Linked DNA regions of Homo sapiens: region 2 is linked to region 1. A link is an interaction called in ENCODE POLR2A ChIA-PET data of the cell type or tissue named here. Cell type or tissue: Panc1. All regions are shown on one strand. Links, peaks and the distances in the headings refer to the core of each region. The heading gives the core; the rest is flanking DNA. Region 1 overlaps TIAM2 (TIAM Rac1 associated GEF 2). Region 2 overlaps TIAM2 (TIAM Rac1 associated GEF 2).

Region 1 (10,167 bases), core at 4,851-9,850:
GGGCCAAAGGGGACACTCTTGTGGGAGGAGCAGAGGGGCCCACATCTCCCCTCTCGGCTCCCCCATGCACACTGCCTTATCTCTCCCCCTCTAGCCAGGAATCGGTTGTGTGTTTCCTCTGCCAATTTACTGTGATTGTGTATGTGCTGCTACCACCGCAGCTGCCACGGTGGGGCAGGGAGGAGGCCAACATGGTGAAACCCTGTCTATACTAAAAATACAAAAATTAGCTGGGTGTAGTGGCAGCTGCCTGTACTCCCAGCTACTCAGGAGGCTGAGGCAGGGAGAATCACCTGAACCTGGGAGATGGAGGTTGCAGTGAGCCAAGATTGACGGAGCGAGACTCCATCTCTCCCAACTCCCCCCAGAAAAGTGCATTCTGTTGAGTCTGTTGTGTGAGATGTTTTGCACTTATGTGACTTTTATCAGTGCCTTTGCTTTTTGTATTTTTAGTAGAGATGGGGTTTTGCCCTGTTGGCCAGGCTGTCCTGAACTCCTGACCTCAGGTGATCTGCCTGCCTCGGCCTCCGAAAGTACTGGGATTACAGGCATGAGCCACCGTGCCTAGCTGTGATGAGTAATTTCTGCACCAGTCCTGCTGTAGGCTACCTGCAAGACAAGATGTTTGATTGGAAGGCTGGTCAGAGTCACTTCTAGCTCCTGGTCTGTAGTCTTTCCAGAGTCTTCCTAGTGTGCCTCAGTAAGTCAGAGTAGTCAAGGCCCATACTCTGTATGTAGTAGCCAGGCTAATCCTTGGAGTTCACCCCAAATTTCCAATACCATCTTTCTGTTTTTGTTTGTTTTAGATGGAGTCTTGCTCTGTCACCCAGGCTGGAGTGCAGTGACATGATCTTGGCTCACTGCAACCCCCACCTCCTGGGTTCACGCGATTCTCCTGCCTCAGCCTCCCGAGTAGCTGGGACTTGTTACAGGCGCCCGCCACTACGCCCAGCTCATTTTTTGTACTTTTAGTAGAGACGGGGTTTCACCGTGTTAGCGAGGATGGCCTCAATCTCCTGACCTTGTGATCTGCCCGCCTCGGTCTCCCAAAGTGCTGGGATTATAGGCATGAGCCACTGCGCCCGGCCTCTTAATACCATCTTTTTTTCCAAGTCTGTTACTCTGTTATGTAACCTGGTATTTTGAGCTTAGCTGTAGGACATTTACTTACCAGGCGAATAGACTATTGCATCACCTTTAACTCCTCTTTCTTTGGTACCATTGCTTTGTAAATATAGTAGGCTCCAAAAGAAGATGTGCCCAAGATGGATTTATAGAGTGGGGAGAGGTCGCTGAGGTGGGCACACAGTCTGGAGCATCCCTCACTGCCAGAGTTTGCAGTGAGTCCCTCTCAGCTTCCCAGGCAGGCCTTCACTTACCTTAAGCCATTTGCCCCATGTGAAGAGGCAGAAGGCAGTCATGGAGTAACCCATGATGAGCCAGTGGATGGTCAGTTGCACCAGAGTAGAAGGCTTGGAGGATGGTAATGGAGGTCAGGTTGCCCAAGGCAAGGCTCTCTCCAATTAGCCTGGCAGCCTGAGGAGGGAGGAGTAGCTCATCAGCAGCTTGTCCCTCATTTCCCCTTTCACCTCCACCCTGGAGGCCTGCCTGTCTTTCCACAATAAAAATGAGGAATTCCGTCTGGAAGCAGGCCAGGCATCCTGAGTACAGGCTATGCCAGAGGGCCAGGAATCTTGGAGAGACCCTGAGAGAGTTTTTTGTTTTTGTTTTTGTTTTTTATTTTTTATTTTTGAGATGGAGTCTAGCTCTATTGCCCAGGCTGGAGTACAGTGGCACGATCTCGGCTCACTGCAACCTCCACCTCCTAGGTTAAAGCAATCCTCTTGCCTCAGCCTCCTGAGTAGCTAGGACTACAGGTGTGCACCACCATGCCTGGCTAATTTTTGTATTTTTACTAGAGACGGGGTTTCACCATGTTGGCCAGGCTGGTCTTGAACTTCTGACCTCAAGTGATCCACCCACCTTGGCCTCTCAAAGTGCTGGGATTACAGGGGTGAGCCACCTCACCTGGCACTGTGAGAATTCTTTACTTTTTTTTTTTTTTTTGAGATGGAGTTTTGCTCTTGTTGCCTAGGCTGGAGTGCAATGGTGTAATCTCGGCTCACTGCAACCTCTGCCTCCCGAGTTCAAGTGATTCTCCTGCCTCAGCCTCCTGAGGGATTGCAGGCGCCTGCCACCACGCCCAGCTAATTTTTCTATTTTTAGTAGAAATGGGGTTTCACCATGTTGGTCAGGCTGGTCTTGAACTCCCGACCTCAGGTGATCTGCCTGCCTCGGCATCCCAAAGTGCTGGCATCACAGGCGTGAGCCACTGCACCTGGCCAGATTCTTTACTTTCAAGGAATTTGAATCATTTGAAAAAGTCACTGGAGAAAAGGGTGGGTAAGGAGGAGCCACTGACTGACTAGTTCTTGGATCGAGCCGCCTGCCTCTGGGTCCTCGAGCCTCGAGGAGTAGAGGGCAGGGAGGCTCCCACGTGTAGCCCCCCGGGGTCCTGGAGGCAGTGCTGCCTGATTAGTTTTACAGATGGGAGGCCGACCCACGGCAGAGCTGGTGATCAGTGACCGAGTGCCTACCAAGTCCCTGACGTTGAGGTCAGTGGGGAACCAGATACACTCTAATGCTGCCCACACTCTAGTGGTAGGGACAAACAAGTAAAGAAGATGTTTATAATCAGGGCAGCAGAGGACATAAGTCCTGTGGCAGAGCTGCAGTAACACCCAGGGCTCAAGGCACTTTTTTTTTTCAAATCGGAGTCTCGATCGGGCATGGTGGCTCATGCCTGTAATCCTAGCACTTTGGGAGGCTGAGGTGGGTGGATCACAAGGTCAGGAGTTCGAGACCAGCCTAGCCAACATGGTGAAACCCTGTCTCTACTCAAAATACAAAAATTACCGGGTGTGGTGGCGCATGCCTGTAATCCCAAATACACAGGAGGCTGAGGTGGGAGAATCTCTTGAACCCTGGAGGCGGAGGTTGCAGTGAGCTGAGATTGTGCCATTGCACATCAGCCTGGGCGACATTTTTAGAGACTGTCTCCCCCACCTCCCCCCACCAAAAAAAAAAAAAAAGAAAAAAAAAAGACACAGTGTTACTCTGTTGCCCAGGCTGGAGTGCAGTGGCGTGATCTCGGCTCACCACAACCTCCACCTCCCGGGTTCAAGCGATTCTCCTGCCTCAGCCTCCTGAGTAGCTGGGATTACAAGTGCCCACCACCACACCCAGCTAATTTTTTTGTATTTTTAGTAGAGATGAGGTTTCACCATGTTGGCCAGGCTGGCCTCAAACTCTTGACCTCAAGTGATCCACTTGCCTTGGCCTCCCAAAGTGTTGGGATTACAGGCATGAGCCACTGTGCCCGGCCAATTTTTGTATTTTTTGTGGAGAAAGGGTCTTGCCATGTTGCTCAGGCTGGTCTACTAGGATTACAGGTGTAAGCCACTGCGGCTGGTCTGCTACTGGCTTTTTGATCGTACTTTGAGAAACTGCCCTAAATAAAGTAAGACTTGCGCTTGTAGGGCATTCAGTGTGTGGAGGGTGTGGGGGAGTGGAGTCAAGGTCTCTCTTCCCGTCTCTTTTCCCTGCATGATGCCCCTTTGCATAGGCTTGCATAGGATTGTGAGGATCTAACCATGTTAGTTAACTTGCCAGAGATGGGCAAGAGATTTGTAGGCCAGTCACATATAAATGCAGCACAGGTTTTCTTATTTCAGGGTGATCCATGGTTTGACAGGAACCATTTTTCTTTTTCTTTCTTTCTTTCTTTTTTTTTTTTTGAGAGGGAGTCTCGCTCTGTCGCCCAGGCTGGAGTACAGTGGCACAATCTCGGCTCACTGCAAGCTCCGCCTCCCGGGTTCACGCCATTCTTAAGGAAATTTTTAAGGAAAACATCTGGTTTCTAAAGAAGAGGTTTGTTGAATATATTAGTTATAAGCATACTGACAGTGAAAACGATTAGGTAAAATGTCAGGTTACTTAAAAACATCATTTTGTAATGAATATTAGTGAGAAAGCATTTCTGTCTCTTCAATAAAGGCCATTTCCTGAGGGATACCAACAGGCAGGACTTTGCTTAGTTCTATTTCAGTTTACCATGTAATTGGAATTTTAAAATGACCTGTCTTAAAAAATCTGGGGATGTCACTAAGTCAGACTGTCATCAGTTTCACCCTGGCCATTAGTCTAAACGTGTGAGGAAATTGAGCCCGTCGGATGGTTGCCATTGCAGGAGTCTTGGTGTGTGTCGAGAAGAGAATGTCACTGCAGCGTGGCATTTTCTGAAAAGCTGTCTGTCACTGAAGCTAAATTTTGATAGCTTGATAAATCACATTAGAAAATTCACTAAGGCGTGGAGTGTACAGAGTTGGCAGCCAACAGTTGGAATTTTCGGCAAACCAACAAGTGGGTTGTTCCGAAATATGTGGACACGTACATATGTAATTGTCGACCTTAAATAATACATCATATGGCTTTTTCCATTGTCTAAAGGAAAATCTCTAAACATTTATAGAGTGCATTGAAAATTCTTGAATAATTTCAAGATATAAAAGTACATTTATATTTCTGTGTGTGATAGATGATAATATGACACACTTGAAAACTGTGTTTGTTGTAATTTCTCATTTGGCATTCTTAAAATTTGCTAAAATAGCATGACACTGAGATGTGGCTTACAGTTAGTGGTTAGTCCGGATAGTGCCTCTTATGTATATATTACGCAGAAAGTCAGCAAAATCACCTGTGCACATGACGAACATATACCTCAAACCTCAAGAAATATAAGGCACAGAGAAATCAATTGCCTCAGGCTAGGGGTGAAACACAGTCACTTTCCTACTCATTTCCAGGTCTCTGAACCAGGTTTTCCTGGAAGGAGCTGTCTCCATTTAGTAATATTGCCAAGTTTTGTCTCTTTGGTACTCACTGGTGGTCACTGATAGTCTAAGGGACCTTCCTTTTCTGGAAATAATTTTTTTTTTTTTAACCTGCTCCTTGCAGAGCAGGGCTACCCCGCAGGCAGTGTGCCCAGAGAAGCTGGAAGTAAATTTCTCAGCATCACTCAGTTCTTCTGAGGCTCAGTGTCTGGAATGTACGTATATTCCACTCTCTTGAATTATTCCTTGAAACTCAAACTTTTATTTGACCCTTTTGGATGTGGATGTTTGTATTGTGAGAAAAGAAAAATGCGCTGACTGTACTGTAGCAGTGTTTGGAAACCTTACTGTGATGTGTTTGTGTTTTCAGTGGGTGAATCTGTAGTTAGGTTCAGTGTTTTGGGGCAGTTGCTTAGCATGTACTGCCTTGGAGTTGTAGGATTGAAATAGGAGAGGAAGAGCATAATGGAAAGCACATTAGGTATTGTTCCAGAACAGAGGTTCTCAAACTTCAGGGCATCAGAATCACCTGGAGGGCTTGCTAACGCATAAATCTCTGGGTCCTGTCCTCTGTTTCTGACTCAGAAGATCTTTTTTTTTTTTTTTTTTTTTTTTTTTTGAGGCAGGGTCTCGCTCTGTCACCGAGGCTGGAGTGTAGTGGTACAATCTTGGCTCACTGCAGCCTCCACCTCCAGGGTTCGGGCGATTCTTGCACCTCAGCCTTCTGAGTAGCTGAGACTACAGCCGTGAGCCACCATGCCTGGCTAGGTTTTGTATTTTTAGTAGAGATAGAGCTTCACCATGTTGCCCAGTCTGGTCTTGAACTCCTGAACTCAGGTGGTCTGCCTGGCTTGGCCTCCCAAAGTTCTAGGATTACAGGTGTGAGCCACCATGCCTGGCCCTGACTCAGAAGATCTGAGTTCGGCCTGATAATTTGCATCTCTATGATGTTTCTAGGTGATGCTGCCACTGTGGCTGATCTGGGGCCGCATTTGGAGAGACTGTGTTCTGGAGGCTCAGTGTTGGTCTATACTGAGTGGAGATGTGGATCCGTAGACGTCATTCAGCTTCTCAGGGTCTGGGTTTGTATATACCTCTTGGTCCAGGCAGTATTAGTGATTTTCTTGAAAATCAGAGGAATCCTTTGTTCCAAACTACGACTTACGTGAAACCAAGACCCAAATATATAATATACAAAAGGGATGAAATGGAAATTATATTAATTACGCAGTTGTAAGGGACAGAAGGCCCCTTGGGCCCCTCTGAAGGACCTAATACAGTTGTGAATCCAGTGGAAGAGAGGATTTCTAAGGTCCCTCGCACCCATAGCTTTCTCTGATTCTGTATACTCTTTTTTTTTTCTCTTTTTCCAGGCTGAGTCTCACTCTGTCACCCAGGCTGGAATGCAGTGGTGCAATCTCGGCTCACTGCAACCTCCACCTCCTGGGTTCAAGTCATTCTCGTGTCTCGGTCTCCTGAGTAGCTGGGACTACAGGCGCCCGCCACCACACCTGGCTAATTTTTGTATTTTTAGTAGAGATGGGGTTTTGGTCTTGAATTCCTGGCCTCAAGTGATTTGTGTGCCTCAGCCTCCCGAAGTCCTAGCACTACAGGCGTGAGCCACCACGGCTGGCCAGATTCTGTATACTCTTGAAACTGTAGACTGTTAGAGAGTGGAAAGAATCTAAGCGGAAGACTTATGACTTTGAGGTTGTGCCTTTTGATATAAGAAGCTATGTTTAGGATATATAAATAGGTAGGCAATAAATTAGCTTGAGATTTTCATGGTAGCAACAGCTCATAAAAGATCCACAGCTCATTTCTAGTAGAACTGGGGAAATTCTAGTAAGAAAAGAAATGGGGTAAAGGGTTTGGGTAACACTGATGTGGCTGTGATCTTTGTGTGCAGCTGGTATGTGTAATTGAATTGAAATAATTTAACCCATTTTAATTTTCATTTATTTATTTTTTTGAGATGGAGTTTCGCTCTTGTTGCCCAGGCTGGAGTGCAATGGCACGATCTCGGCTCACTGCAGCCTGTGCCTCCTGGGTTCAACCCATTCTCCTGCCTCAGCCTCCCGAGTAGCTGGGATTACAGGCATGCGCCACCATGCCCGGCTAATTTTCTATTTTTAGTAGAGACGGGGTTTCTCCATGTTGGTCAGGCTGGTACCTCCCAACCTCAGGTGATCCGCCCGCCTCGGCCTCCCAAAGTGCTGGGATTACAGGCATGAGCCACTGCGCCCAGCTTACAAAAATTAAATTTAGGCCAGGCGCGGTGGCTCATGTTGGCCAGGCCGGTCTCGACCTCCTGACCTCAGGTGATCCGCCCGCCTCGGCCTCCCAAAGTGCTGGGCCTGATGGTGAAACCTGTCTCTACTAAAAATACAAAAATTAGCCAAATGTGGTGTCATGCGCCTGTAATCCTAGCTACTCGGGAGGCTGAGGCAGGAGAATCGCTTGAACCCGGGAGGCGGAGGTTGTGGTGAGCTGAGATCGAGCCATTGCACTCCAGCCTTGGTGACAAGAGTGAAACTCTGTCTCAAAAAAAAAAAAAATTAAATTTAGGAGCTGTTCTTTTCAGTCCTTGGTAATGTTGAGTGAGTCCTCTGTAACATGGAATGACCAAAACCAAAACCAAAACCAAGCCAAACCAAAGGGATTCTTAGGATATTTCAGGCGGTTATGCAATTTGTAAGACTCTAGGGGTCTTTACAACTCCTCACTTTCAGGAGTGGAGGGGTAGTTATGGAATTGACACTGGTTAGGAGACCTTTTGGACAGGCGATCATTTAATCTGTGCTTATCTTTTGAATTAGAAAATTTCTCCCTTGGACCTGACCTACATAGCTGCTGCCTTCCATGAGTTTGTTTCCATTTATAATCCTAATGAACAGTATTGAGATCCTGTGGCTTCTCAATTTTCATATCATAGCAAAATAACTGAGTGTGAGATATTTATTTTGAAAAACTTAGACGATCACTTCAGTCAGTCTTAGTTCTGAACAATGAAACAGCTTGTCTCAATGCACACTTCCTTCGGTCATATTGATCTATTTTTCTCCTCAGAGTGTCTGACAATGGTTTGCCCTGTGACTGGTATATAATTTAAACATGTGCTAAGCATAATTTTAGTTCCTTTGGGATCACCCTCAGTTTTTATACCTCATCTGGCTCTCACAATTCCATTTAATTACAGCTATTTTGATATTTGGCCAAGTCACTAAAACCAGTCAACTCTCTTATGGGGAGACAGTAAACTTTTGATCAGCATATCACTGGAAGTGAAATTCTTCTGCAAACAGACACTTTTTCAGGAATTATTCTTGTAAATGCAGAGAGGCGTTGGCAGTCTTTTGATACTTTTGGAGGGGTTTTGGTGGGTGCCAGATGGTGCGTAGCTACTGTATGCTTGGAAAATGTTAACGAGAGGCTCAGCTTTTCTGAGTGTGTGTTTTGGCTTTTTGAGATAGCTTCCATGTAGGAAGAAACTTCTTTTAAGACCAAATGTAGACTCTGGATTTCCTCCAAGAGAAGTATTGTAAATATATCAAAGCTGATGCTGTACTGAATTTCTTTATAGAAAGAAAAAAAGGAGTAGTTAATAAATAACATACAGTGTTTGAATAGAGCCTACAATTTCAAAGAGTTCATCTTTCCTTATGGCCAGTTTATTACAAACAGTTTATGTTCAAACCTTGTTTTTCTCCACCCCTTGCGTTGTCATATTTCATTTTGTACTGTACGGCCCACATTTCTTATCCTGTTCTTTACTATGAGAGTTCACTGAGCAAAAGTAAGTCCACAGAGCAGGAAGGGAATGATAATCCTTAACAGTATTTTGATTTTTCTCACTTTTGAGCTTTTGACTCAATGTAGTCTTACAGAAAGCACATTTGCTACTTTTGTGTTGGGTGGAGTGAGGTTTAAAAACAAAAATCAACCAACCAACTTACCAAACCCCATTAATTCCTAATTCTGTAAGATATAGGGTATCTTACAGAATTAATCACAGGGCAATTTCTGATGCTATTTTATTTTTTAAAATTTATTTTATTTTATTTTTTTGAGACGGAGTCTCACTCTGTAGCCCAGGCTGGAGTGCAGTGGCGTGATCTTGGCTCACTGCACCCTCTACCTTCCGGGTTCAAGCGATTCTCCTGCATCAGCCTCCCGAGTAGCTGGGACTACAGGCTCCCGCCACCATGCCTGGCTAATCTTTGTAGTTTTAGTAGAGATGGGATTTCACCATATTGGCCAGGCTGGTCTCGAACTCCTGACCTCAAGTGATCCGCCCTACTCGGGCTCCCAAAGTGCTGGGATTACAGGCGTGAGCCACTATGCCCCATCCTCTGATGCTATTTTAGAAATACTAAAAACAGACATCTTAAAATCTTACAATGTAGCATTAGAATCATATTGAAATCATAAAATACTGGGAGAGACCTTAGAGTGAGTTCAGACTCACTTCAGAAGATGGAGGTGAGAGAGTTTAAGTAACCTGCCCAGTTTCTCCCATCTCGTAAGTCTGGCCATTATGCTCGGGCTTCTGAGCGTCCTCTCACTTCTTCTCCTGCTCCTCACCTGTCCCCTACCTGTGGCACATTGTTGCTCCTCCTAACTGGGGCTGGAGGACCCAGGCTTTCTCTGCACATAGATGCTTACCAGTCCCCATGGCTCCTGTAGTACAGCTGAGGTTTGGGGTCTACAGCTGGCTTAGTCTGTGCTCCTGCAGGTGTGTGTGCCATAGACGATCCAGAAAGCAGGTCAGAAAATCTCTGTCTGCTTATTTCTGTGTTTGATAATCTGTAAGTTCTCTGTATTCCGAGTTTGATGTGGAGTTTTGTCTCTTTTGCTTTGGAGAACTCGAAATTTGGGAGACGGCTTGCTGGGAGAGGTGAGGAACTCAAGGGAAGAGAAGAAAGGCATGGTTACCAACATTTACTACATACCTTTTCTGCATCTGGCGCTGTGCTAGGTACTTCCAAGTGCTTGCTCCCCTCTGCTACACAAAAGGGATATTGGAAAGCCATATTGTACACGAGGATATTGAAGCATAGAGCTGGGATTGAATCCCAGTTTGTCTGACTTCATATCCTTCCTCCCAACTCTTTCTAGGGAGGGGGAAGGGCACAGAGCCCATGTGCGTTTTATGAGCCATATGGAAGTCTGAAGAGCTGCTCAGCTCTGACAGCTGTTTAAATTATCTGTGACACTGCATCCCACCATTAGCAGGGATGATGGATTGTTGACAGTCTCCATCAGAAAAGGC
Region 2 (11,061 bases), core at 2,770-7,769, 62 kb after region 1:
TCCCATAATATGTTGGTTATACTTAAGTTACCACCTTCAGCCTTTTATTAGAGTCGGAACTCACATGTCTGCTGAGGGCTCCTTCTCCTTTGATATTTAAATAAAATTGACTTGAGCTCTCTGTCCCTGTCTCTGGAAGAGGTCCATGTCTCCAAGAAATCTGGAAAGTTCCCACAGGGAGATGCATGTTCTTATATTCAGCTCTGGCTCTGAGTTCTTGCCCCTCCTGACTCTCATTTCCACTCCCTCCTAAGCTTCCCTTTCCCCTGTTGTCTGCTTTGTGCTAACCTAGTTAGATGAGGGTTAGGGATGATGATGATGTTGATGATGATGATTTTGAGACAGGGTCTCACTTTGTTGCCCAGGCTGGAATGCAGTGTCGTCATCATGGCTCACTGCAGCCTCCACCTCCCTGGCTCAGGTGGTCCTCCCACCTCTTAGCCTCCCAAGTACTGGGACTACAGGTATGCACCACCACGCCTGGCTAATTTTTGTATTTTTTGTAGTGACGGGCTTTTCCCATGTTGCCTGGGCTGGTCTCGAACTCCTGGGGTCAAGTGATCCACCCGTCTCGGTCTCCCAAAGTGCTGGGAATACAGGCGTGCATGACCAAGCCCGACTTTTTCCTTGTTTTTTAATTTACGTTTTTCTTTTCCACCCAACCACACGTACAAGTGTTGCTATTTTTATTACACTTAGTCAAGTTTCAGGCTAAGAATTGGGAGAAGGGGTGATATGCAGCAGTGTAACATCTTAGTATAGACAGTTACACCCATCAGTTGTTAAAGACCTGTGGCTGTTGCAGTGCTGGGAATGTCACTGCCACAGGCGCCAGAGTTTCCAGCCTCTTGCCCTATTGCTGGGCCCCTCTCCCTTCACATTTGGCGTGTGTGTCTCCTGGCCTTCTGCCTTTCTGGAGCCTCTCTGCATCAATGAATGCTAAAGGCAAAAAACTCTCTACCCACCCTTTATGTGCCTGGAATATCTGGGAGTGGAAATTTCTGCCTTTTCCTTTCTCTGTCTTTTATCAATCTCTATAGATGAAAAGGAGAAGTATACAGATTCTCTCTCCACACTGTAAATTGTGCTTCCTCTTCAGGAGACAGAAGTGGTTACAGTTAATTTTTTTTTTTTGAGATAGAGTCTCCTCTGTTGCCCAGGCTAGAGTGCAATGGCACGATCTTGTCCCACTGCAACCTCCAGCTCACTGCAACCTCTGCCTCCTGGGTTCAAGCGATTCTTCTACCTCAGCCTCCGGAGTAGCTGGGATTACAGGCACCCGCCCCCCCATCACGTCTGGCTAATTTTTGTATTTTTGTAGAGATCGGGTTTCACCATGTTGGCCAGGCTGGTCTTGAACTCCTGACCTCAGGTGATCCGTCCGCCTCGGCCTCCCAGAGTGCTGGTAGTTTTGGTTTTAAATAACATTTTACTTTTCGTGCTGCGATTGTTTATTTTTTATTTTTTTGAGATGGGATCTCGCCATGTTGCCCAGACTAGGTATTCTATTTTAGATCCATTTCCTTCTTCAGGAAATGCTGAGTGAGGAGAAGCTGCTTAGCATCTTATAACCCTTTATAGCCCCTGGTAGCTGTTAGTAAATTTTGTTGTTGTTGAGACAGGGTCTTGCTCCATCGCCCAGGCTGGGGTGCAGTGATGTAAATCACAGCTCACTGCAGCCTTGACCTCCTGGGCTCAAGTGATCCTCCCATCTTAGCCTCTCAAATAGCTAGGACCACAGGTATGCACCACCACACCTGGCTTTTTTATTTTTTATTTTATTTATTTATTTAAGACAGAGTCTTGCTCTGTCACCCAGGCTGGAGTGCAGTGACGCAGTCTCGACTCACTACAACCTCCGCCTCCCAGGTTCTAGTGATTCTCCTGCTTCAGCCACCCAAGTAGCTGGGATTACAGGTATGTGCCACCACGCCTGACTAATTTTTGTATTTTAGTAGAGATGAGGTTTTGCCATGTTTCCCAGGCTGGTCTTGAACTCCAGGGCTTGAGCGATCCTCCCACCTCAGCCTCCCGAAATGCTGAGATTACAGGGGTAAGCAACCACGCCCAGCCTGTTAGTAAACTTTATAGTAGATTTTCCATTGTTTGATTCAAGCTGAATGAAAGAACGACCAGGGTTTCATTCATGGCATGCCTTTGGAGAAACTGTTATTCTATAAAGATTCTATAAAGCAGCATACATTTGCATGTAATCTTGGTGAAATATAATCATCTGTATCTGTTTGAAGGTGGGCACCCAAATAAGAAGTAGACATAAGGAATTATACTGTAAAATAATAGGAAAAGCTTGATCATTGTATACAGTAATTTTAGTATAGTATCTAACATTACACTAGTATTTTGCATAGCAGCTAAAATATATTAGAAAAATGACAACAAATTCAGATGATTTGCTTTGTCATCAGATTTGAGTCAGTATGTAGCTTCCTACTCTTTAAGTAAAGAAAATGGCAGCAGTGGAGATATTGAAGAAATAAGTTGTCATGCTGTTCTCTAACTGTGCCATGAGTTCTGCCTCCCTGGGTATTGTGTAGCTTTGGAATGTGCTATCTGGACAGACATTTCTTTTCTTTTTTTTTTTTTTTTTTTGAGACAAGGTCTTTTTGTGTGACCCAGGCTGGAGTGTAGTGGCTCGATTTTGGCTCACTGCAATGTCTGGCAGTCAAGCAATTCCTGTGCCTCAGCCTCCCGAGTAGCTGGGATTACAGGCGTCTACCACCACACCCAGCTAATTTTTGTATTTTTAGTAGAGACAGGGTTTCACTATGTTGGCCAGGCTGGTCTTGAACTCCTGATCTCAGGTGATCTGCCTGCCCCACCTCCCAAAGTGCTGAGATTACAGGTATGAGCCACCGCGCCTGGCCAGACTTTTTTTTTTTTTTTTTTTTTTTTTTTTTGAGATGGAGTCTCACTCTGTCGCCCAGGCTGGAGTACAGTGGGGCGATCTCGGCTCACTGCAACCTCTGCCTCCCGGGTTCAAACGATTCTCCTGCCTCAGCCTCCTGAGTAGATGGGATTACAGTAGCTGGGATTACTGGCTAATTTTTGTATTTTTAGTAGAGATGGGGTTTCACCATGTTGGCCAGGCTGGTCTCAAACTTCTCACCTCAGGTGATCCATCTACCTTGGCCTCCCAAAGGGCTGGGATTACAGGCATGAGCCACCGTGCCTGGCCCAGACATTTCTTTTTGAAGCTGAAATTTGATTTACTTTGGCTGTTTGCCTTTAATCCTATACCATGTAGTCAGAATTCATTTAAAAATTTTTCTAGTAAGCATCTTTCCTGAATTTAAGGCAGTTCCTCAGGAATTTTCCTTATGATGAATTAAACATAGTAATGATTAGTAACTCAGGGCAAAAGGCCTTAAAAACATTGCTGTAAACTGATCATCTTAGTCCTTTAAGTGGAAATTTATGGTAGGATGGTGATACCCTGAGGTGGTGGTAGAGACTTAGTTCCCAAAGAGCTCCTTTATTTATGTGTGTCTACATGACTGACCCTATTGGCTCAGCTTGGGTTTTGAATGTACTGTAAGAAATATTTTTTAGGGGAGGCATGGTAGCTCACGCCTGTAATCCCAGCTCTTTGGGAAGTCAAAGTGGGTCGTTCACTTGAGCCCAAGAGGTCGAGACCAGCCTGGGCAACATGGCAAAACCCTGTCTCTACTACTAATGAAAAAAATTCGTGGGACATGGTTGTGCATGCCTGTAGTCCCAGCAGCTTGGGAGGCTGAGGGGGGAGGATGGCTCGTGCCCGAGAGGCAGAGGTTGCAGTGAGCCATGATCACACCACTGCGCTCCAGCTTAGGCAACAGAAATGAGACTCAGTGTCAAAAAAAGAAAAAAAGACACATATTTAGAGACAGGTGTGTTTATGTGTTACAGAAATGAATGGTTATGTGTTGGCTTTCCAGACAGCTTTGGAGCACGTCTCCACGGATCTTCATCAAGATCCAGAGAACACCTGAACTTACATGACTTGGGATTTCTGGATAATGGGAAGAAAGCGGAAGCAGCATTTTAGACTGGACTTATTAAACGTTAAGATGACCATATGCCAGAACTTGTATTTGTTTATTAAGTTGTTATTCAATACTCAGTGCCCAGATATTGTTTACTATGCCCTGCATCAGGCAGAGCTGAGCAAAGACTCATTGAACAGAGCTCAGGCCCTAGTGAAACAGATGGGCATGCAAGTGAATACTTCCTGCATAGCATGGTAAGTGCTTGAACAGAGATCTGTGCAAGGTGCAGTGATACACCTGAAAGTAAAGAATTATTGGCCGGGCGCGGTGGCTCACGCCTGTAATCCGAGCACTTTCAGAGGCCGATCACCTGAGGTCAGGAGTTCAAGACTAGCCTGGCCAACATGGTGAAACCCCATCTCTACTAAAAACTACAAAAATTAGCTGGGTGTGGTGGTGGATGCCTGTAATCCCAGCTACTTGGGAGGCTGAGGCAGGAGAATCACTTGAACCTGGGAGGTGGAGGTTACAGTGAACCGAGATCGCGTCACTGCACTCCATGCTGGGCAACAGAGGGAAACTCTGTGTCAAAAAAAAAAAAAAAAAGTAATAAAATAAAAGTATTATTATCTCTGTTATGTGTTGTTAGGGAAGACGTTTTAGAATGAACCGCTGAAGTGGCTCTTAAGAATGAGGAGAAATTTGTCAAGCTTCTAAAGCAGAGGAGAGCGTGTCAGCTAGGACCAAAGGCATGGAGGCATTTGGAACACATGGTATGATGTGGACTACAAGGAATTTACATTGGTGGCTGGGAGGACAGGAGCTGGAAAGGTCAGTAGAGTTTTGTATGTCATGCAAAGAAGTATTAATTGTGAGGGATGGATGACATTGAAAGGTTTCAAACTCGAGCATAACAGGATCAAATTGGTGTTTTAGAATTTTCCCCTGGCTGCTGTGTGGAGGAGAGATTTGTGGAGAGAGAAAGGACTGGAAATCCTCCAGTAGGAAACAACCGAGGCATCGGGCTAGGATCAGCCTATGAGGGCTGAACGAACTCAGTGCAGCAAAGGAGAGGGAGGCATACATTAAAGAGTTACTTAGGAAGTACCTGCCAGAGGATTTGATGGCCATTTTGGTGTGCATGATGAGGGAAAGGAGAAGCAAGCCTAGGGTAATTGATGGGTTCCTGTCTTTCCAGAGCGGCTGGACAGAGGCACCATTATCCTGGTTTGGATGCACAGAAAGGGGGGCCAGGTGATAAGGGGTTAGGGTAGGGTTGAAAAAGAATAACGAGTTTGGGTCATGTTGATTTTTTGAGGTGGTACATCTGGTAGGTGGGTAAGTGGGTCTGGAACTCAGAAGAAATAGAGTCTTGGTTGTCGTCAATGATAGTGAAAGCCGTGAAGTCAGCCTGGAAGAGAATATTGAAGACACAGAGATGAGGACCAAGCCTGGAGCACTGACAAATGCTGGCCAGCCCAGGAGGTGGGCACAGAGGGAGGAGTTCAGGAAGGAGGCTGGGTCAGTTGTGGGGCAGGGAATCACCTGTCGTCAGGGAGCCACTGAAGCCAACAGAGGACGGAGCCTCAAGAAGTTGCATCGAGGGTTCGTCCTTATTTTGGATTATGTGATGAATGAAAAGTGTTACTAAAGATGAACTGTAGTCTATAGTTAGCACAATTAAAATCCATATTTGCTATTAAGAACAAAGTTTACTTTTAGAGACCATTTATAAATTGGTGTTTTTCATGCCTAAGATCTGTTATTAAAGGTTAGAGATTAAAGGACTTTATAAAGAATTATCCATTATTTGCTGTGCCTGGTGCTTTTCTTGCTTCAGATTGATTAAGTTCTTTTTTTTTTTTTTTTTTTTTTAGACTAAGTCTCGCTCTGCTGCCCAGACTGGAGTGCAGTGGCACAATCTCGGCTCACTGCAACCTCCACCTCCCGGGTTCAAGCGATTCTTGTGCCTCAGCCTCCCAAGTAGCTGGGATTACAGGCGTGTGCCACCACACCTGGCTAATTTTTGTATTTTTAGTGGAGATGGGGTTTCACCATGTTGGCCAGGCTGGTCTCTAACTCCTGACCTCAAGTGATCCACCCGCCTCGGCCTCCCAAAGTGCTGGGATTACAGGTGTGAGCCACCGTGCCTGGCCAGATTCACTGAGTACTTTTATAGAAGGGCCTGCGTCCATAGCCAAGTCCTACTTTATATAATTGTGATATTATACAGATATTTCCACTTTGGTTCCATTTCCTCTCATTATAAACCCTGCTTCTCATAGTGGCTTTGGGTGCCTAACCTGGACTTACAGAGCAAGAAAGTGAGGCTCCAGGCCACACCCACCAGAGCAGCTGAGAAGAAAAAAAAAAGAATTGAAGAGTCTCTGGTCTCTGCTTAACAGCGAGCTACCCCGCTTGCTTATAATTAAAAGTCTATTACGATTTCTACTTCAAACGTAACATTTTCCTACCTGCAGTAGATACCCTTAGAAGAGGAGTTTGGAACCTTCCCATAGGGCAGAGTGGGAGTGCTTCTCAACAAAATACTCATTAGGACCTTTCATCTCAAAGATGAAAGATCTTTCAGACATTGGTAATCCCCACAAAATCCCTTTGAGGCTGGTAGGTGGAAAATGCAATGTTCTGGATGGGGAGAGAGACGTAAGGGTGCCTGCCCCAGAGCAACTTGTTGGGAACTCAACGCTTGAGCCAAGATACTGATTTGTGATCTCAACCCAGATGCACCACAGTTGCTATCCTGTATTGATGACACCATTATGATACCAGGTCCTACTTCAATCATGCACTGTCATGCCTCAGCAATACCTGATATTATTATTGATTTGTTGATATGGCTACAAGGGATCTAATGAAAAGAAAATTCCTAACGACAAACTTAATTTTGACTTCCTCTCCATATCAGAGTTAACTTCTAAAGTTTTCCTTTGTAAAATAGTGCACCATGACTTTAAAATATCTGTGTAAGGTTTAAGAATATTAATTTTATTTAATTAATTTAAAGTAATGATAAGCTTTTTTTTTGTTTGTTTTTTTGTTTTTTGAGGTGGAGTCTCGCTCAGTCGCCCAGGCTGGAATGGCATGATCTTGGCTCACTGCAACCTCCACCTCCCAGGTTCAAGGGATTCTCCTGCCTCAGTCTCCTGAGTGGCTGGGACTACAGACGCCCATCACCACACCTGGCTAATTTTTATATTTTTAGTAGAGTCGGGGTTTCGCCACGTGGGCCAGGTGGGTCTCGAACTCCTGACCTCACGTGATCCGCCTGCCTTGGCCTCCCAAAGTGCTGGGATTACAGGCATGAGCCACCCCACTTAGCCTGTAACGATAAGTTTATTTCAAATGTTCTTCCAAATTATTATCAAGAAGGCTTTTTCTTGTGTGTTTATTACGTTCTTTCTAAGAGACTAAGAGGCTGTTAGTTCCTAAAGCCACTGATGCACTTTAGTCTTCAGAGCTGATCCCAGCGGTCTTTGAAATAGCGTTAGAACCTCTGAGGATTCAGCCTGGGTGGAGACTCTGTCTCAAAAAAAAAAAAAAAAAAAAAAAAACCTCTGAGGATTGTCAGTAGAGGTGGAGATGGGACCTTCTGACCACAGCGCTGGGGAGTCAGAGGGTGGAGGGGCAGCTGGTCAAATGGTGAGTGGTGAATGGGTCTCGATGCAATTCTGGATAAGTCTGGATAAGGACGGTGGGTGCAGCCGCGGCTCTGGACCAGGGTGGCAGGGTGTGGTACAGGGCCAGAGGGCAGTGGGCAAGGAATGCAATCCTGGCTACTCCAGGTTACTCTCTCACAGCGGGAAGGGACTAAATGTAGGAGGTGAGGGGAGGCTGGGTTGGATTAAATGTTCAAGTTGACAAAGTAAAAAGAAAAATTCTCTGCATAATTATTAATAGTACAGAATGTTTTCAAAACTGTGCTAATGATCATAGGAACATTTTAAATGTAGCTATGGTCTGTTGTAGCTAGATGACGATAAACTAAATGGAATATTGGCCTTTTGTGTCGTTACTTGGGAATGAAAAAAAAAAAAACCCAACAACCAACTCTTCAAGACAGCTGTCATCCTTGTGTTTTTATTTTACTTTTCTTAAGGGTTGGGCCACAGTGACTCTACCATAGCTTTCCTCCCCTGATCCCACTGGGGAGTCCCTAGGATTTTGAATGAGGTGAGAACAAGATTTGACAAAAAGAATTAGTGTGTAATAACACAGAAGGAGAGAATAAAGGTTGAAGATTCCTTATCTGAAATGCATGGGACCAGAAGTGTTTTGGATTTTGAATTATTCAGATTTTTGAATATTTGCATATACATAATGAGATAGCCTGGGGATGTTTCCCAAATCTAGACATGAAATTTGTTTATGTTTCATAGATACCTTATATGCATAGCCCGACGGTAATTTTATATTCGAAAGAATTTTGTGCATGAAACAAAGTTAAGGTACATTGAACTGCTGCCAGAAAGCAAAGGTGTCACTATTTCTGCCATCCGTGTGAACAATCTGTGGTTGTATACTATCACCATTATTCCTTAATTCGTATGATTACCAAAAAGTGATCATTTTCTTACACTTATTCATATGACATACTATCAATACACTGAAAAAATAACGTGTAGCGAAGCAACAGCATAGCATCCCCCGAATACCCACATCAGCTGTTAAACCACGCCAACAACAGACAGGGCAGGTTTTCAGTCTCCACCTGCAATGCTGTGTTTTGACTAGAAGCGTCTGCATTTTGACTGTGACCTGTCTCATGAGGTCAGGTGCAGAATTTTCCACTTGCGGTGTCATGTTGGTGCTCAAAAAGTTTCAGATCCTTCATAATAATTGGGTTGGGGCGTGAGGCATGGGGGATGGAGCTTCCTGGGGTGGCTTGAGAGGTGGGAGTGGGTGGAGCATTTGTTCAGGGACCTGACATCTCGGCTCAAATTATATTACTCTGTGGCGTTCCAAAAATCAATAAATGTGGGTGTCATCCTCTTCCCACCCTGCACCATCTACAGTCATTTTCTCATTGAGGTTTTAGTTATTCATCCTTACGAAATAATAGGTAATAAAATGCCTATGGGAAATATGTTGCTAATTCCATGCCGAAGTAATTAAAATTAAAGGTCTGAAATGCTTTCAGTAGAAGGAAATTCTGCAATTATGGCTTAGGGGGAAGTACAAAGAATTTAGGCCTAGTAATTGTAATTTGATGCTAATTGGTATGGACTTTCTAATTTGTTAACTGAGAGAGGTGGGGATTGGTTGCTGGGTGGACAACTAGGAGAACAGCAAAATCCTGAAAATATAACGTAGGTCAAACCCTTAGTCACATCCCTGCTACTCAGTGTTTGAAATTCACATCCTTTTCTTTTCTTTTTTTTTAGACAGAGTCTTGCTCTGATGCCTAGGCTGACAGTGCAGTGCAGTGGCACGTGATTGTGGCTCACTGCAACCTCCACCTCCCAGGTTCAAGCGATTTTCCTGCCTTAGCCTCCCGAGTAGCTGGGATTACATGCGTGTACCGCCATGCCTGGCTAATTTTTGTATTTTTAGTAGAGACGGAGTTCTGCCATGTTGTCCAGGCTGGTCTCGAACTCCTGACCTCGGATGATCCACCCTCCTCGGCCTCCCAAAGTGCTGGGATTACAGGCATGAGCCATAGCACCCGGTCGAAATTCATATCCTTTTCTACAAATTCCTTTTATTTCACATACATAACGTTTATGAATACATTTGTCATAACTCATGCTAATTTATCAGTAATTCCCATAGTTTATTGTACATTGGGCTTGAAAAACAGGAAGCTGTTCTATAAACTCCTAAAGCATGTTCACTATTCTTTTTAGTGATAAGTAATTTTTTTTTTTTTTTTAAAGAACAGGAACCCTATAGGCTTAGCCTTAGGCTCAGCTCAGAAAAGGATCTATAATAACTTGACCATTCAGAAGACTTCCATGCTAGCCTGGGGTTGGAGGAAGCCTCAATGCCCTAAATAATGTAATTGCTATTGATTTTAGAATATTAAGAAAATATTTTTAGAATATTACTATAGATATTGAAGCACAGCAATCTCCAAGTCTCATTGTGCTGCCTTCTCAATTTTCCCTTTGACGTAAAATTTACTCACTCAGTTCCTAGAGAAATATTTTTTAAAAAGGGTTTCAGTATTTGTTAGTAACGGACATTGAGGCCTGGCCTTGGTATTACTGAGTCATCTTGTTAGCCTTTCGCTTGTTAAAAATATTTCGAAGTTTTTATTAGTGCTGCTTACGATGGAAGAAAGCCTGCATTTCATGGCAACGATTAGAGAAACCAGGACGGGAGGAGAGAACTAACATTTATTATTTAACTTTCTTAACTTGTCATAGGGCAGTGTGTCAGGTAATTGAAAGATATTTTCTCATTTTGTTTTCACAGAAGCCCTGGAGGGTGGGCGTAATTGTTTTCATTTTGCAGGGGGGAAATTAGCTGTAGAGAGACAGGTAAGTGACCCAAACCCTACCAAGTGGCAGACCTGGGGTTTGCCTGTAGCGCCTCACTGGCCTATTGATTCATGTGGCTGGCATTCTTATGAATGAGCTCTTTCTACTTTGAAAACACACTTTTGGATTTAACAAGTAATGATGTAACATGTAACTGCTTTGCAATTAATCCTTGCTCAATATTGATTAATGGTGACAGTCTAGTGCTGTGGGAGGGGCTCTCTGATTGCTGACCTCTGACTTCTGCTTTCCAACTTGACTTTTTTTTTTGAGACAGGGTCTCACTCTGTCACTCAGGCTGGAGTGCAGTGGTGCAGTCACGGCTCCTCCTGGGCTCAAGTGATCTTCCTACCTCAGCCTCCCAAGTAGCTAGGACTACAGGCATATGCCACCATGTTTGGCTAATTTTTTTTATTTTTTGTGGAAATGGGCTTTTGTCATGTTGCTCAGGCTGGTCATGAACTCCTGGACTCAAGTGATCTGTCCGCCTAGGCCTCCGAAAGTGCTGGGATTACAGGTGTGAGCCACTGCGCCCAGCCTCGAGTTCACTTTAATGAAAAAAGCACAAGTGACAG

What was found. Peaks named below come from ENCODE experiments on the same cell type or tissue, not always from the same donor. Only the 100,000 strongest peaks of a DNase experiment are listed, where the experiment ranks them.
Region 2: POLR2A ChIA-PET joins it to region 1 with 7 read pairs; 6 of 35 experiments call an interaction of 5 or more read pairs at or near these places.

Annotation. Positions count from the first base shown.
Region 1 is chr6:155,003,606-155,013,772 of GRCh38, forward strand. The region is part of intron 1 of TIAM2 (TIAM Rac1 associated GEF 2); the gene reads left to right. It also overlaps the pseudogene LOC100421330. Among named protein-coding and RNA genes, the nearest start is that of TIAM2, 13 kb to the left of the region's middle. In Panc1, for the core only: no CTCF peak of the experiment used is centred there; no DNase peak of the experiment used is centred there; H3K4me3 peaks cover 505 bases; H3K27ac peaks cover 2,137 bases.
Region 2 is chr6:155,067,321-155,078,381 of GRCh38, forward strand. The region is part of intron 1 of TIAM2 (TIAM Rac1 associated GEF 2); the gene reads left to right. Among named protein-coding and RNA genes, the nearest start is that of TIAM2, 78 kb to the left of the region's middle. In Panc1, for the core only: no CTCF peak of the experiment used is centred there; no DNase peak of the experiment used is centred there.